2 separate regions of the Mus musculus genome follow, and region 2 is linked to region 1. A link is a loop called in an ENCODE intact Hi-C map of the cell type or tissue named here. Cell type or tissue: left cerebral cortex. All regions are shown on one strand.

Region 1 (8,000 bases):
TTCACTCCCCTGCAATACAGGAAAGTTGCTGACACTGTCACGTACTTGTTTATTCAGACATATTTACTGTGCTTACTTAGACTGTCATTAGCTGAGAAAACAGAATGGTGAGTGTGTGTGGCTCCCGAGCTCCGCTGAGCCCACAGACCCCTAGGATAGCAGACAAGTAATTTGTATGAAGTAATAGTTTAATCACACATTACCAAGGTGTTCTGGACACCAAATGTCAAATACTTCTCAAACATTCTGCCCAGCCTGTCAAATGACCTAAAATCAGCTTATTTATCTGCCATGCCTTTTCTTTACCAATGAAATGGTTTGAAGAAGAGAGTTACAAGACAGATGATATGAGATAAACTATAGTCCACTCCGACCATCAATCCTACGGCATACCACCAAGCCCTTATGACACTGAGCTACCACTTTGTCTAAGTATCCTTCAAGAAATTAACACTCTGAGCTGGGCGTGGTGGCCCACGCCTTTAACCCCAGTACTTGGGGGGCAGAGGCAGGCGGACTTCTGAGTTTAATCCCAGCCTGGTGGACAAAGTGAGTTCCAGGACAGCCAGGGCTACAGAGAAACCCTGTCTCAAAAAAAGAAAAAAAGAAATTAACACTCGCCGTCCCTTCTTAAGAGCAGGACTAATATACATATCAAGCTATTTGGACAGAGGAAGTTTGTATACGTACTTCGGTGGAAAGGGCATCCTTTAAAATGGAGAGGCTTCCCGGTCGTGGACCCAGTTCCTTTTTCTCCTGTACACAACGCACGAAAATTTTCTGCAGTTTTGGGAACAATATCTGCAAACAATTCTAAAACAATTCGGCCAACTGAAGGAAAAGAAAAGGACATCTTGTCAGTGTGCAAACTGAACAGGCAAACCAAACGGAGATAACGAATTACACAACCAGTGGCTAACACCTCATCCAACGTGTCATTCAGTTCTCTTTAACCACGTCACTAACTGGAGTCACAATGCTGTGGACAGATCTTCTGCGCTTACCACTCTTTAAATGAAATTGTGCATCCTTTAACTGCCATCTTCCCAGGCTATGGTACCTATCATGCTACTTCTCTAAGTTCAACTTTTTAAAGAGTCCACAAACGTGAGAGCCTATTGTAGGTTATTTCATGCACCATACTATCCTCTAGAGTTAACTACAAAGTTATAAATAAGATTTCCCTCTTTTAAAGGCCAGTGTTATATTCTACTGTGTATACAGCACGGTGTATGTTCTCATGCTTTGACAGACACTAGATTGGTGCTGTGTGTGTTGGCTACTGTGAATAACGCTGCAGTGCCTCGGGTATGCATACAAACTTCATCTCCCTTGAAAATAAGCCCAAACACGGAACTGTCAGATCCGTGTCACTGTCATCTCATTGTCATTTTTCTACGATTCCTATTTAGTCTAAGGAAAGCTTCGTAGATCTAAACTTGAAACAACACAAGATTATAACTAATTACAGCATCCAGGCGATTAGCTGCCTAGGAAGCACAACATGGTTTAATGTACAAAGGATTTAAAACCCTAAATCACTTAAATAATATTCAGACTTTTAAATTTTTTTATTCTGGGCTGGAGAGATGGCTCAGTGGTTAAGAGCACTGACTGCTCTTCCGAAGGTCCTGAGTTCAAACCCCAGCAACCACATGGTGGCTCACAACCATCTGAAATGAGATCTGATGTCCTCTTCTGAAGGCATCTGAAGACAGCTACAGTGTACTTAGATATAATCATAAATAAATCCTTAAAAAATATTTTTAAAAAAATTTTATTTTATGTGTGAGGCTGAGGCATGTAGTGTGGAGATCATGGGACAATCGCTGGGATTCAGGGTTGGTGGCAGACACCTTTACCTGCTGACCTATCTCAGGGGCCCTGCACTCAGAATTTCTAATCGCTAAGTAACTAACAGAAGACATAGTCCACTCTGTGTTCTATGGAAACTGCCTTTTGTAACCTCTGAAACAGTTCCCTTCTCAAGAATCCAAGAGACAGTTAACAATAAAATCTGTTACAAAACAAAGTGAATGCATATATACCCGTGTGTGTACCCATCCCAGCAGGTCTGGCCTACAACTCTAACATGCTTCAGAAAAGCCCAATTGAGTTACAAAGCAACACGAGGGCTTATGACAGTGTTTCTCAACCTTCTTAATGCTTCCACCCTTTAATATAGTTCCTCATCATAACTGTAAGTTTGCTACTGTTACGATTAGTAATGAAAATATCTGATATGCAACTCGGTGAAATGGTCGTTTAACAACCCACCCTCCAAGGAGTTTCCTCCACCCACCGGTTAAGCCACTGGCTTAGGGCTTCTTAGCTCTGAATCCTAGGTAACCATACAGACATAGTGCTCAATTCCATGATGCCAAAACAGCACAAACGATCGCCTACTTAAACTGCTACTATAATCAGTAATAAGGAAAAAGCACTAAGCACGAAAGTCACTCTAATTTGAAAATGATCTGGTAGCTCCCAATGTAGTTCGTGTACCAAGAGGCACGTGGCGTGTCTTGAGCCCCCCAGGCACATATCCAGGAAGCATACCGAACTATCCACCACTACTCGTCAAATCATTTCACTTTATAGTAAGTAGTGATGCAAAGGTTGCAGGGAAGTGCGATCAAAAAGAGACAAACGATAGGGACGCCACGATCCCTAAAGTAGAAGTAGAAATTTCCAGAAACTTCCACCGGAAGGGAGAGGGCGCAATCTGGACTCGTGGAGGCCAGGGCTCGCTCCGTCTGGGACCTAGGCTGCTATCCCCCTCCGGATCCCAGGCCCCGAGCCGCCGAACAGCCAGCGGGCCAAGGAGAACCGCAGCAGGGAGGCCCCGGGCGAGGGAACCGCTGAGCCGTTCGCGCCGCTCACCTCGCTCCCCGCCGATGTCCACGTCAAAGAAGACTCGCGGGTTCTTGGAGTTGGAGGGCTTGGCTGCCGGGGATGCGTGGGACATCTTCACTGCGGGCACTGGGCAGCGGGACACGAGCACCTCGTGCGCGAGACCGGAGCAAACTCTACTGCCCCTCTACGTTATAACCTGGCAACGCGCGGAAGAGTTACTTCCTGCGCACCGCCGGAAGCTGTACTCTGGTTTCCGGTGGCGCCTTCACCTTCCGGTTTCTGCGCCTGGCCCCTAATGCTTCTCTTTAGGTGGCTGTAGTGGCCGTCGGTTTCTTTTTAGTGTGTGCGCCGTTCCCTGGTGTTTGCTGCATCGCTGGGTGGAGAATTTGGAAACCATCCTAGCCTCGACTCTGCCACGAAATGCCAGTAACTACAACGAAACTTAGTTTACTCGTCTGTAAAATGGGGATAAAAATGCCTCCTCTGAGCAGACATGGTGGCTAGGCGGCACGACCTGAGTCTGATCCCCAGGATCCGTAAGGTGAAAGGAAAGAATGTTATCACCCAGTTGCCATCTGATCTCCACGAGTATGTCGTAGCATGCACACAGAAGCGCACATACATAAATTAATTGGTGCCTTCTTTTTCTTAATGCCTACCTACCTAGGGAAGGCGTTTTGGAAATTAAAGACATAAATTACTTATCAGAATGCCTGACATAAACATGTGGCTTCTAATAAATAACAGATGTCCAGTTACTATTGCCATGTTATTGTCATTTGGCCGTTAAGTTGTAAGTGACCCAGTCTAAAGCAAAGGCTCCAAATGCGCTGATGTTGAGAATCTAAAAGAGGATTTATTTGACTTCTGTTAAAACTAGATATCCTATAATAGTCTGTCTTTTTTTTTTTTTTCTAATGGGCTTGGTGTAAAATACACAACTTAAAGTTGAATGTGGTTATTCAGTACTGAGGAGGTAGAAGCAGGACGATCTATGTGAGTTCCAGGCCAGCCTGAGCTATGCCAGTAAGAATTTAAAAAGTGGCCATCCAGAGACTGTCCCACCTGAGGATTCATCCCATATACAGTCACCAAATCCTGACACTATTGTAGATGCCAAGAAATGCTTGCTGACAGGAGCCTGATATAGCTGTATATAGAGGCCCTGCCAGAGCCTTACAAATACAGAGGCGGATGCTCACAGTCAACCATTGGACTGAGGGGGTTGGGGGTCCCAATTGAGGAGTTAAGGAAAGAATTGAAGGAGCTGAAGGGGTTTGCAACCCCATAGGAAGAACAACAATATCAACCAACAGAGTTCTCAGGCACTAAGCCACCAACCAAGGAGTACACATAGCTCCGGCTACATGTATAGCAGAGAATGCCCTTGTCAGGCAACAATGGGAGGAGAGGTTCTTGATCCTATGAAGGCTGGATAGATGCCCCAATGTAGGGGAATTGAGGGTGGGAGTGAGTGGTGGGTGGAGGAACACCCTCATAGAAGCAGGGGGAGGGGGTGGGATAGGGAGTTTCTGGGAGTGAGAAGCCAGGAAAGGGGATAACATTTTGAAGTGTACATAAAGAAAATATGCAATTTTTAAAAAAGAATAAGAAAGTACATTTAGGACGAGTAGCTTTGGCATAGGCCTGTTATGCCAGTAGTTGATTCCATGCCAGGAGAATCCAAAGTTCAAGTTAGCCTGGGCTAAGTAAAGAGGCACTCACTCCAAAAAGACAAAAAAGGAGGTAAAACATTGTTAAGACTGGCCAGGTGGCACTTATGAGGTAGAAACAGGAAGATGGATAGTCCCAGGTTAGTCAGTACTACAGAACGAGACCTTACCTTTAAAAAATAAATAAATAAACCAGCCCAGGAAAAAAATTAACCAGCCCAAGTTGGTACCCAGCACCTATAATCTCCGCACTAGAGGCAAGAGTATCAGGAGCTAAACACCCAAACAAGCTCGCTCTTCTGTAAGTTGCCTTGTTCATGGTATTTAATCACAGCAACAGGAAAGTAATTAGTTCAGATCAGCAAAGCAGTTGGAATCTTCTATCCTGGTCATGTCCGGGCAGCAAACTGGTCATTTATATTTTGTCTTGCACATGACAATGATAAAGTTAATTAAAATGTGTGCTCAGGGGTCTGAGAAGATGTCTCACTCAATATGCAGGCGGATCCCTGGCACCCACTCAAAGGCTGGGTGGGGTGGGCACACAGTGGTCCCAGTGCTAAGGAAGATGATTCCTGGAGCAAATTGGCCAGTCGATGTGCTCGAAGTTAAAGGAGAGACCCTATCTCAAAAAATAAGATGGAGACCTGCCATACTCAATATCAAACTCTGCCCTCTACATTCATACACACATCCAGACAAACACATGCAGACAATACACACACACACACACACACACACGTTGCTGTTGTTCTAATCTACTAACTTGAAATCACTGAGGGCAGTCTGGAATGCGTAGAAAAACTCTCCTAAAAGGAAACACAAGAAGGAGGAGAGAGAAGAAAAGCTAGGGGCAAGCTGAGAATGCTGGCTCCATTCTCATAAGAAGGAAACTGGACAGGATGATTCTGTTGTTGTACAAGTGTCTGGGTGTGAAAACTGATGTAAAAGTTACTCTCCCGCTACCTAGGATTTTTTCCACAGTAAGTGGCTTTTTATGAAATTCGTATTACTAGAACCAAACCAAATGAAGAATCAAACTTTTTTTTTTAATTATGTGCTTGTGTCTGAGTTTGTGTATGTCAATTCAGAGACCCACAGGGACCAGAAGAGGGTATTGGTTCCCCTTGAGCTACCATTATAGGTGGTTGTGATCCTGCTTATGTAGGTACTAGGAGCCAAACTCCAGTCCTCTTGGAAGAGCAGCAAGCTCTCTTGACCCCTGAGGCCAAAGCTTTGGCCCTAAGAATCCAGCCTCTGCAATTACTGAACACCAGATCTCTACTGAGAAGACCAGCCTCTCCAAACCTGCTGCCTCCGCCAACTGTCTGCTTGCTCAGGCAGGTCACTGGGGCTCTGACATCTCAGCGAGGACAGAGCAGAGCTGTCTCCTAAGGCTGAGGATCTGGCTTCACCTAGACAGAGGGGCCCTGTCTGAGGGCATTACCATACGTATTTTGTTCTTTCTGCTTTTCTTAAGCACAGAATAGTGATATTAACACATCCCGCCCCAGTCTCTGTTTAGTTCTCATTGCATATCACTCCACAGCTGAGCACTCTGTGTTCATTTTTTAAAAAGATTTATTTATTTATTTATTATATGTAAGTACACTGTAGCTGTCTTCAGACATACCAGAAGAGGGTGTCAAATATCATTACGGATGGTTGTGAGCCACCATGTGGTTGCTGGGATTTGAACTCAGGACCTTCAGAAGAACAGTCAGTGCCCTTAACTGCTGAGCCATCTCTCCAGCCCCAGCACTCTGTGTTCATTGCTTCAAGAGAACAATCTGCCTTCTAGACCAAGGTGTTGCAGGAATAGAAAACATTGTTGGCCTGGAAAAAGTTGGGGGAAAAAAATCTTCAGTTTTTGTTTGTTTTCACTACAAGGTTTCTCTGTGTAGCCCTGGCTTCCCTGGAACTTGCTCTGTAGATCAGGCTGGCCTCAGACTCAGAGATCCACCAGTTGCCTGCCACTGTGGATCTGCCCCCCCCCCCGCCCCATCTTTTATAAGACCATGGTTTCATTCTCTCAAATTAAAATAAAATAAAGAAAATACCCATACCCATAATCCCAGCACTCAGGGGGCATCGCTGGTGGATCTCTGCGAGTATGAGCCTGGTTTGCTCATTAGGTCCTGGCCATCTAGAGCTATAGAGTAAGACCAACTAAATCAACGAGAAATGCCCATTCCTGATCTAGGAAAGGAGGGATTAGTGATGACAGAAGAGAGCAAGAGGGAAAGCAAGGTCATGGCAGCTTGCCACTTCACAACAGTGGGCGAGATTAATCGATTGACTGATCGATCGATCGATCGATTGATTGATTGACATATCGGCAATCATATCTCTGAGAATGCAAAAACATTCACAGGTAAGCTAAAGAGATTTAAGAGCAGAGATAGGGCATGCTAGTGCCTGAACAGCTCAAACTGAGCTGCAGACCACAGAGAGCAAGCTTTGGCTCATGAAGGGAGCAAGATGGCAAATGTAAACCCAGACTGGGCTACAGAGTCTCAAATAACTAAGATCAAACAGACAAATGAGCCATTTCAAACATGGCTGAGTGAATGCCTTTACATGGGCATAGGCTATGTATCACTAAAGTTCCTACAAGGACCTGAGGCAAATTTAAAATAATACCCAAACACATTCTCAAGGTAACAAATTAGAAAGGACCCCAAAGATGAGCGACTAAGTTCCACTGTCCTATGTGTACTGTCAGACTCTGATTGTTTAACTGGACCGACAAAAGGGGTTAATTGTTAAGTGGGTGAGGGCACACATAGCTTGTGCTGAAGATCGACATCACGCGCAGGTGGTTACACACTGGCAGGACTTCCTATCCCAGAGTCCTGCAGAGACCCACTAGAGGAGGCAGCATAGAAGTGCAACCTCAGAGCAGGTTTTCTGAGCTGCAACAGGGAATCAATGAAAAGCAGCAGATGCCACCAGGGGGCAGCAGAGGCTTTGCCGCCATCAACTCTGCCCAGATAGAAGCAGCATCCCGGAGTTTGTGCCTGTGGACTCCTCAAGTGTGAGATTCTTCACCCAGGGGCTGAATCTAAGACAGAAAAGGGCTGTCTTTACTCATTTAGAGGCTCATGTATATGTATTAGCAAATTTTTCTGAGAAGCAATGGGATTGTTTTCTTTTCTCGGAAGTGATAGTTAAAATTAATTTTCACGATTTTTCATTGTAAAATGTGTATTTACTCTTAGTTGATAAAACCAATCGAGTGATAGACTTGTTCACTTCAGGATTTCCAAAGAAATAATTGCATTAGCCTGAAGTAATCTTGTCTTCCTTTTTATTTCCTTCTGTTTTCTGGCACTGGGAACTGAACCTAGGAACTTTACATGAAAGGCACACACTCTACCAACTCTCCACAGGTCTCTAAAATGAAAACAGTATAACTGGTAGTACTATAAATCATAGAGGCTTTTTATTTTGGCACATGAAGCTCTGTAA
Region 2 (8,000 bases), 490 kb after region 1:
GAGCTGTGATTTTAAGCTGGTGAACTTTATAATGTTTCTTACTAAGTTATTTTATAATATGTCTTCCTAAGTTTACTTTCTTGGGTGAAAAAGACATTAATGATGTTTAAAGTCGATGCAATTAATATGTATGTAAATTCATTCTCAGTATGCAGAAGCAGTTGGTGAATTCCATGGCTACAAAACAAGGGTTAGGATTAGGGTTAGGGTTTGATGGATACACTGGGCCAATAAATCACTAAAGACTGGACTCACCTGAAGGATAGCTGTCTCTAGTCTTCAGATTGGGCAGAAAGCCATTTGAAATCAGTGATTCTGGTAGCTAAGAGAGTATTCAGTTAACTTGTGTTTCTAACTTGCAGTCAAATTGTTAGTTTAGCTTTGTGCCAATGAAACAGAAGAGTCTTCTTCCAGGGTGGGTCGGGGTGGGTGTGTGTGTCTGTGTCTGTGTCTGTGTGTCTGTGGGTAGGTGTGTGTGTGTGTATGTGTGTGTGTGTGTGTGTGTGTGTGTGTGTGTGATATACAATATGTATATATCCTCTATATATATGTATATTTATAGTATACACACATCCTTCTGCCCTGTTGAGTGATTTAAAATTCAAGTGGCCATTGAATCAATCCAGATAGTTATGTGTGATTATCAAGCTACCTTCAATTTATGACTCCTTCTTTCAAGAAGACCAGCTGAGGCAAAATAGTTCTGTCATCCTCTATGCAGTCCTCCTGGAGAAGAGATCACTCCACATAGTAAATCGTTACCCTCTTAGTGTAAGTCATCTCTCTTAAAAACAAAGTGAAAACCAATACTCTCTTTTTCACTTCATAGTTTTCTCTGCATTTCTTATAATAAATCCTAATTTCTGAGGCAAAGATTATTCTGTCCATAATGTTAATGTCTTCTGAGCTTCCTCTCATGTTGGGGCATAGCTACTTGTTGATGCTGGCTCTCAACTGTAGAGAAGTAAATACTGCCAATTATGGTGAGCCGTAGTTGTTCTTAGTGCTTGAGCACACCATAGGTTGACTGTCTTCCAGTGGTTCCTAAAGTCTGCTTTTGCATCTGATTTAAGGCCACGGAGAGCGAGGCCGGTGACATGGACCTGAGTGGACTGCCAGAGACGGCGGTTGACTCTGAGGATGACGATGATGAGGAAGACATCGAGAGAGCATCAGACCCTCTGATGAGCAGGGACATCGTGAGGGACTGCCTGGAGAAGGACCCGATAGACAGGACTGACGATGACATCGGTAAGTGCCCAAGGCTGCACGCTTTAAACAGGCAGAAAGACTGAGAGGCAAGCACGGATGTAATTCAGCCCGAGTCTGGAAGGTTTGTAAAGCCCGCCCTCTCAGGATCCCCAACCCTGAAGAGTGGCTGCAGAACCCTTCCAGCTCCGTGTGAAACCGATTTGTTGGGTCTCACTCAGCTAGTATCTACAAATATAACTGAAAGTGAAACTTCTTATAAAAACCCATTCACATAACATTTATCTTAGCTTAATTTCTGACCCCTTCTCTTTAAGTTAAAAGTAGGCTTAACACAGTATTACTTTCAGTAATTGTCTTACAAGCCTTATTCCATGAGTAAACATTAGCTTAATGTTAGTTGACAAAATGGAAACTGTAACAGTCCTGTAAGTGGTTGGCTTATGCTTATGTGTGAGGAAGAAAATAGCAAAGCTGAGGTAGTTAGCCTGTGAGCTGTGGAGCTGAGATTTTCTTCTTTCTGTCTAGTCTATAATTTTTTTCTATTAAGATGATGATGATAATGATGATGATGATGATGTAGTGGGATTTGTTTATTTGCTTGTTTTATTTTAGGCAGGTTTTCTTAAATGCCCCTCACTGACATCAAACCTACTATCCTTCTGCTTCAGCCTCACAAGTGAAGGGGCTGTAAGTAACGTATTGGTTGGATTTTAATTTTTTTCTTATTCACTTGACACAATCTGGATGTATTTGGGAGGAGGCAATTGTAACTGAGAAGATTCATCCGTAAGGTCAGCCTGTAGGCAAGTGGAGGGGGGCACTTTCTTCATTGGATGATTAGTGTCAGAGGGCCACGCCAACTGCAGACAGTGCCCGTCTGGGTGGTGGCCATAGGATGTATAAGAAGGCAGGCGAACTTGATGTCAGAATCTGTGCCTAGTCTTACAGTAGCTAGTTATACTATATTTGGTTGATGTCCCTTGAAAGCCTGCTCTTTTCAGAGGGGAGATGAAGGAGGGGGCAGTTTGGAGGAAAGGGAAGCTAGTGGGAGAGATGAGGTGCGGGAATTGCCATCAGGATGTAATCTGTGTGAGAATAAATAAAAGGAAAGAAGAAAAGTAAGTGGAGTGAACTTTGGGAAGCAAGCCAGCAAGCAGCCCTCCTCCATGGCGTCTCTTCAGTCAGGCCTCCGGGTGCCTGCCCTGACTGTTTTCAATGGTGAAGCATGACCCGAGAGTTGTAAGGTGAAGTTAAAACCCCTAACTAAGGCAGAGTGGGCACCAGGATTGGGGTATTTCATGACAGACCTGAGCATGTTGAGGGCAGAACTGTGGAAAGAGTTTGGACCACTGGACTAGAAAGTCATTGAGCTTAATGAGATATTGTGTGTGGTGGTAACTCTGTCCCTGCCTCCAGCCAGAGAAACCGTAACTAAGACCGATTTGTGCTGGTTGAGCCCTGAAGTGCCCCTCAAAATTAAAACCATTAGGGGAGTTATGTCTCCCTTTTAATAGGAGCAAGACTTGTTTCCTTAATAGTAGCTTTGCGTTTGAATACACATCCAACTCTGACCTTTTTTGTGTAAGATACTAGGTGATCACCAGGGCCATCTCCCACCCAGTTCTAGGGTCTGTAAGTACCTCTGCCAGTCGCAGGCGACTTGTGTGTTGTGCCCTTCACTAACTCTTTAAGCCTGTACATGTTTGAAGGAGAATTCAGTGAGCTCAACTCAGTGAGATTAGATAAGGGAAGGTGCGAGTAACTTACTGCTTTTGTTTTAGTTTATGCAAACACACTTGTGGGAAAACCGGCAGTTTAAGCTGTATGCATATAGTGGGAAATAGAAAACCAGCCCTTTGATTTCATGTCTAATGAAGTCATTTGCTGGAACTGCAGACGATTTAGAGATGAAGAGCCTGTGCTGGTAATCGTTCATTCATTTTGCTCCTGTGGCAGGGACTTTCTAGTTCTTGGCAGCTCAGGATGAAGAGGAGAGATTGGACCTTGTCCTGCTCTAGGCAAGGGAAGCTACAGCTTGCAGCGGAATGTGTGCTGTGGGGCAGGGGAGATACAGCAGATAGCATGGGCTCTGTGAGGGGAAAGGAGCAGGGACTAGGCTGACAGAGTGTTGTGAGACAGATCTTTCCTGGGGAGATGGCGTGTGTCTACTCACCCCGGGTACGGAACAGGAGATAGAGGAACAAAGTCTAACTTGATGGGCCAGTGAATTTTATTTGGGGGTTACTTACAGGAACATGGATGGCTCAAAAGCATGCTATTACTGAAAAGCTAAGGAGACCTGCAACCCAGGAAGCTGGACATGGTAGAGACTCCTTTCCTCGGTTTGGCTGCCAATCACTTCCCCCAGCAGTTATGGCATCCGTAACCCTGGAAAGGATCCTGGTGAATCTATGAGTTTAGGTTTCCTAACATGTGAACCATGAAATGTGTTTACCTGCTGGGTCCCAGACGCCCCACCCCCTGCTGAAGGGAGTGGTTCTATTTAAAGACAATCTCCACAGAAGGAGGCAGAAGGTTGCGCCAGGGGAATGGTGGTCATACAGTTTGGCTTCCTCGGGTCAGACATATCATCTGTTTCCAATTGCTACTATTCTTGTTCTAGGCCAACATCACAAACAAATCTATCGACTATCATTTCTAGTAAAAGTCTATATGTTCAACATACCATCTTATTTTAGAGTGCTTTCCATGGGCATTTTAAAAGCCTAAATACTGCTTATAAATGCATTGATTTGAAGGCCTCCTTTTTGTAAACTGACTGGTGCACCTTCTCTTTTTAATGTGTTAATTTTAGAATGGTTGTAAGAAATTTAAAATTAAAGTATGTACAGTATGTCTATTGTTCCTAGAAACGTAAGACTTACTTAGTATCTGAAAAACCTTTCTGAGAATTCCTGGAAAGCAAGCGCCCTTCATAGTCCTACAAATAAACGCAAAGCTGGCTGGCTGGCTTCTAACAGGAGCATCTCTGCGATGGCTAACCTTTATTTGATAACATTACTCAGCAGCGAAGTGACAGAGCTGATGTGGGTGCTCGCATGCACAAATGAGCATTTAAGTTAAAGTTGATGAAATTGCTGATATTTTTTAAGAACTGCAAAAGAAAACAACTTCTCCTTGGGTTCCCAACGATCACTGGATGTGTGTCCTTGTCTCAGTTATTTTGAAGAAAGTGAATTTATCATAGTTGGTTTTGCTCCATAAACCATGCCTTTTAGATACGAGGTATTTAGTAGTTGTGGCTTTTGTGATGTGGGTGCTGAGAATTGAGCTCAGGCCCTTTGCAAGAACAGTGCATGCCTTTTAACTCCTAACGCTCTCTCCAGTCCCTGAATATGGTATTTCAACTGAATCTGGGAATGGCTTACATTTAGTATTAGACCCTTTTTCTCTCTTTAACCTTTGTTCTTACATATGATGTCGACATTTCCTATCCAGTTCTATTTTTTAATGCTAGATAATCTTTTATTGTCTCATATTTTTCTTATAGTTATTGAACTTTGCAGGAAAACGTGAGAACTTTTGCAAAGGGACAGAAAGGGTAGAATGTGTGGTCTGTAGGGGGAGGGGTGGTAGCCATAGAACAGTCTAGAAAGAGCAAGGCATTTTGTGATGTGGCAGCAGAGGATCGCGACGCCTTTGATCCCCTCTAGGTTTAACATCAGAGGGCCCCTGAATTTCTCAGTGTAGAAACTTCTGCCTTTGTGTGATTTGATGTGGATCATCTATTGCAGAATTATTTTGTTGCAAGATTAAAAAATTTTATGGCCTGGCATGGATTTGCATGCCCATTCCAGAAGTAAGATTCACTAGACAGACTTATTCTTCCTATAAGATGTATTTAAGATTTCTCAGAAGATTGTCATATCAGATAGAGTCAGTGGGTACCACCCACCACTGATTACCAGAGCCACCCATGTATTGAAACCTTCTGCCTAGGGTTTGAGATACAGAGCTAGTCAGTCTTGGCATTACCTGCCCAAGATAGAAGCCCTTCAGTCTGTCTTCCTGGAGTATTTCTTTCTTCTTTCTTCTTCTTCTTCTTTTTTTTTCCTTTTTATTAGCTATTTTCTTCATTTACATTTCAAATGCTATCCCAAAAGTCCCCTATACTCTCCCCTCCCTCCCCAACCCACCCACTCCCGCTTCCTGGCCCTGGCATTCCCCTGTACTGGGGCATATGATCTTTGTAAGACCTCTCCTCCCATTGATGGCTGACTAGGCCATCCTCTGCTACATGTGCAGCTAGAGACACAGTTCTGGGGGGATTTTTGTGCTTCCTCTTTAAGGACTTCTACCTGTTTAACTGTGTTCTCCTGTATTTCTTTGAGCTGTTAATGTCCTTCTTAAAATCCTCTATCAGCATCATGAGATATGATTTTATATACAAATCTTGCTTTTCAGGTATGTTGGGGTATCCAGGACTGGCTGAGGCGGGAGTGCTGGGTTCTGATGATGCTGAGTGGTCTTGGTTTCTGTTAGTAAGATTCTTACGTTTGCCTTTCGCCATCTGGTAATCTCTGGAGTTAGTTCTTATAGTTGTCTCTGGGTGGAGCTTGTTCCTCCTGTGATTCTGTTAGCCTCTGTCAGCAGTCCTGGGAGTCCAGCTCTCTCCTGAGTCTCAGTGGTCAGAGCACTCTCTGCAGGCAAGCTCTCCTCTTGCAGGGAAGGCACACAGAGGTCTGGAGCTCAGCTCAGTATTTCTTTCTGAAGATGTGTTCTCAGTATAAATTACGGTTTTACCTTTCAGAACAACTACTGGAATTTATGCACCAGCTGCCGGCCTTTGCCAATATGACGATGTCAGTAAGACGGGAGCTCTGTGCCGTGATGGTGTTTGCAGTGGTGGAAAGAGCTGGAACCATTGTGTTAAACGACGGAGAAGAGGTCAGCAGGGGTTTCTACCGCCTAGAAAGCTCGAGGATCAGTGACACCCAGACAAAACCTTGTTCCTGTTTTTTCCTCTTACGAACTTAGCAGGGATGAGTTTGAGTAGATGGAAACTGGTGTCCACTCAAACATTCCCTTATTCATCCAAGATCCATTCTTCTATTTCTCATGTGCCACCATGGCATGCAGTGCCACTGGAGGTTTTGATTTTGCTTGATCTTGAGGCTCAAACTTGGAGCCCTTCACATGGTAGGCAGGCACTTCACCCTGAGGTACACAGCCATCCTGAGACTCTGTGATGTATTAGCTTTTTAGTTTCTGACCGTACATCATAAATTCACTGCCTCTCATAGAAACAAAACGATGTTTGTATTTAAGCCATGACGAACATTTTATCTTCTTTACATTCCCTTTGATATATAGATAATTTTTCTCATGTGTCATTTTAGAGAATATTTAATGTTTTTAAATGATTTTACTCTGTGTTGGGTCTAAGAATTGTGTGTATGTGTGTGTGAGAGAGAGGGGGGGGAGAGAGAGAGAGAGAACATGAGAGAGAGCGCGCTTGTTTGATAAACAGTTAAGATTCTTCAGGTAATTTGTTCCATCTTCAAGATAGGAGATCCCAGATTCTAGTTTAGGACACGTCTAGCATTTAAGCCAGGTGATCACAGTGTTACCTTCGGGGTTTTTTTGTTTTTGTTTTTCTCAGCTGGATTCCTGGTCAGTGATTCTCAATGGTTCCGTGGAGGTGACATATCCGGATGGGAAAGCAGAAATTCTGTGCATGGGAAACAGCTTTGGTGTTTCGCCCACCATGGACAAAGAATACATGAAAGGAGTCATGAGGACTAAGGTGGATGACTGCCAGGTATGAGATGTATGGCAGTGCTGACCTGACCCTCAGTAACGAACACGTGAACCCCCAGCACTGCTCAGACGGCTGTGGCCTCATTGCCTCTTGTCTTCCATAGCGATTTTAAGACTGTTTTGTATTTCTGTGAAAACTTCACTTTAATCTTGACTGGAGTTGCACTGAATCTACTGGCCTGCCATTGTCACAATCCTGATTCTTCCAGTCCAAAACCATCTTTCTACAATAGAGAGATCTTTATATCCTTGGTTAGGTTTCAGTAAAAGGTGCTTTTTTCATGTGCCCCTCCCCCCTCCCTTTGTTATTTGTTGGTGTTTTTATTTGTTTGTTTTGCTTTGTTGTTTTTTTGGCCTTATGAATGGAATCATTTCTCTCATCCCTTTTCCAGTTAGTTTGTTGCTGGTTAAGGAAGGCCTAATCATCTCTGTGTACTAATTTTGTATCCTACTGCTTTACTGAGTGTTTACTTGTTTTAGTGGGTTTCTGGTGGACTCTTCGGGGCCTTTAATAAATAGAATTGTATCATTGCAGATAGAGACTTCTTTCTTTGCTGTTTGTATCCCGGTCATTTGCTTTTCTTGTCTTACTGCTTTAGCCAAGACTTCCAATGCTGTATTGCATAAAATCAGAGAAGGTGGGCAGCATTGCCTTGTTTGTGATTTTATTGGAAATGTTTCACTTTCTGACATCAAATATAATATTAGCTGTAGGTTTGTCAAATACAGTTTTTATGATGTTCATATGTGTTGCTTCTATTCTGAGCTTTCATTAAGTTGTATTTTTATTGAAAATAATTTTCCACTCTCCCAACTTTTCCCAGATCCTCACAACCTCCCTACCTCCCAACTCTTTGTCTCTCTTTAGAAACAAATCAAAACCCCCTAAAAACAAAAACCATAATATACAAGCAAAAGACCATTAAGACTATTCCCCAACACACACACACACACACACACACACACACACACACACACAAACCTGGCCTCTCTGTGTGCACAAGCTG

Evidence for each region. Hi-C counts contacts between places; a loop is a spot of excess contacts. Peaks named below come from ENCODE experiments on the same cell type or tissue, not always from the same donor. Only the 100,000 strongest peaks of a DNase experiment are listed, where the experiment ranks them.
Region 2: a loop joins it to region 1, with 2.5 times the contacts of the local background. A loop is called at or near these places in 9 of 42 quality-filtered maps.

What each region holds. Positions count from the first base shown.
Region 1 is chr3:79,586,441-79,594,440 of GRCm38, reverse strand. It overlaps Ppid (peptidylprolyl isomerase D (cyclophilin D)), which reads right to left and starts at 3,104. Exons shown (of 10, transcript NM_026352.4): 1 at 2,884-3,104; 2 at 691-831. The coding sequence starts at 2,968. In left cerebral cortex, CTCF peaks have their summits at 3,029 and 7,441 (motif pointing right); DNase peaks (open chromatin) are centred at 3,090 and 7,475; H3K4me3 peaks cover 1,796 bases; H3K27ac peaks cover 1,074 bases.
Region 2 is chr3:79,097,214-79,105,213 of GRCm38, reverse strand. It overlaps Rapgef2 (Rap guanine nucleotide exchange factor (GEF) 2), which reads left to right. Exons shown (of 24, transcript NM_001310536.2): 3 at 1,074-1,251; 4 at 5,984-6,120; 5 at 6,836-6,994. Among named protein-coding and RNA genes, the nearest start is that of Rapgef2, 45 kb to the left of the region's middle. In left cerebral cortex, no CTCF peak of the experiment used is centred here; a DNase peak (open chromatin) is centred at 4,228.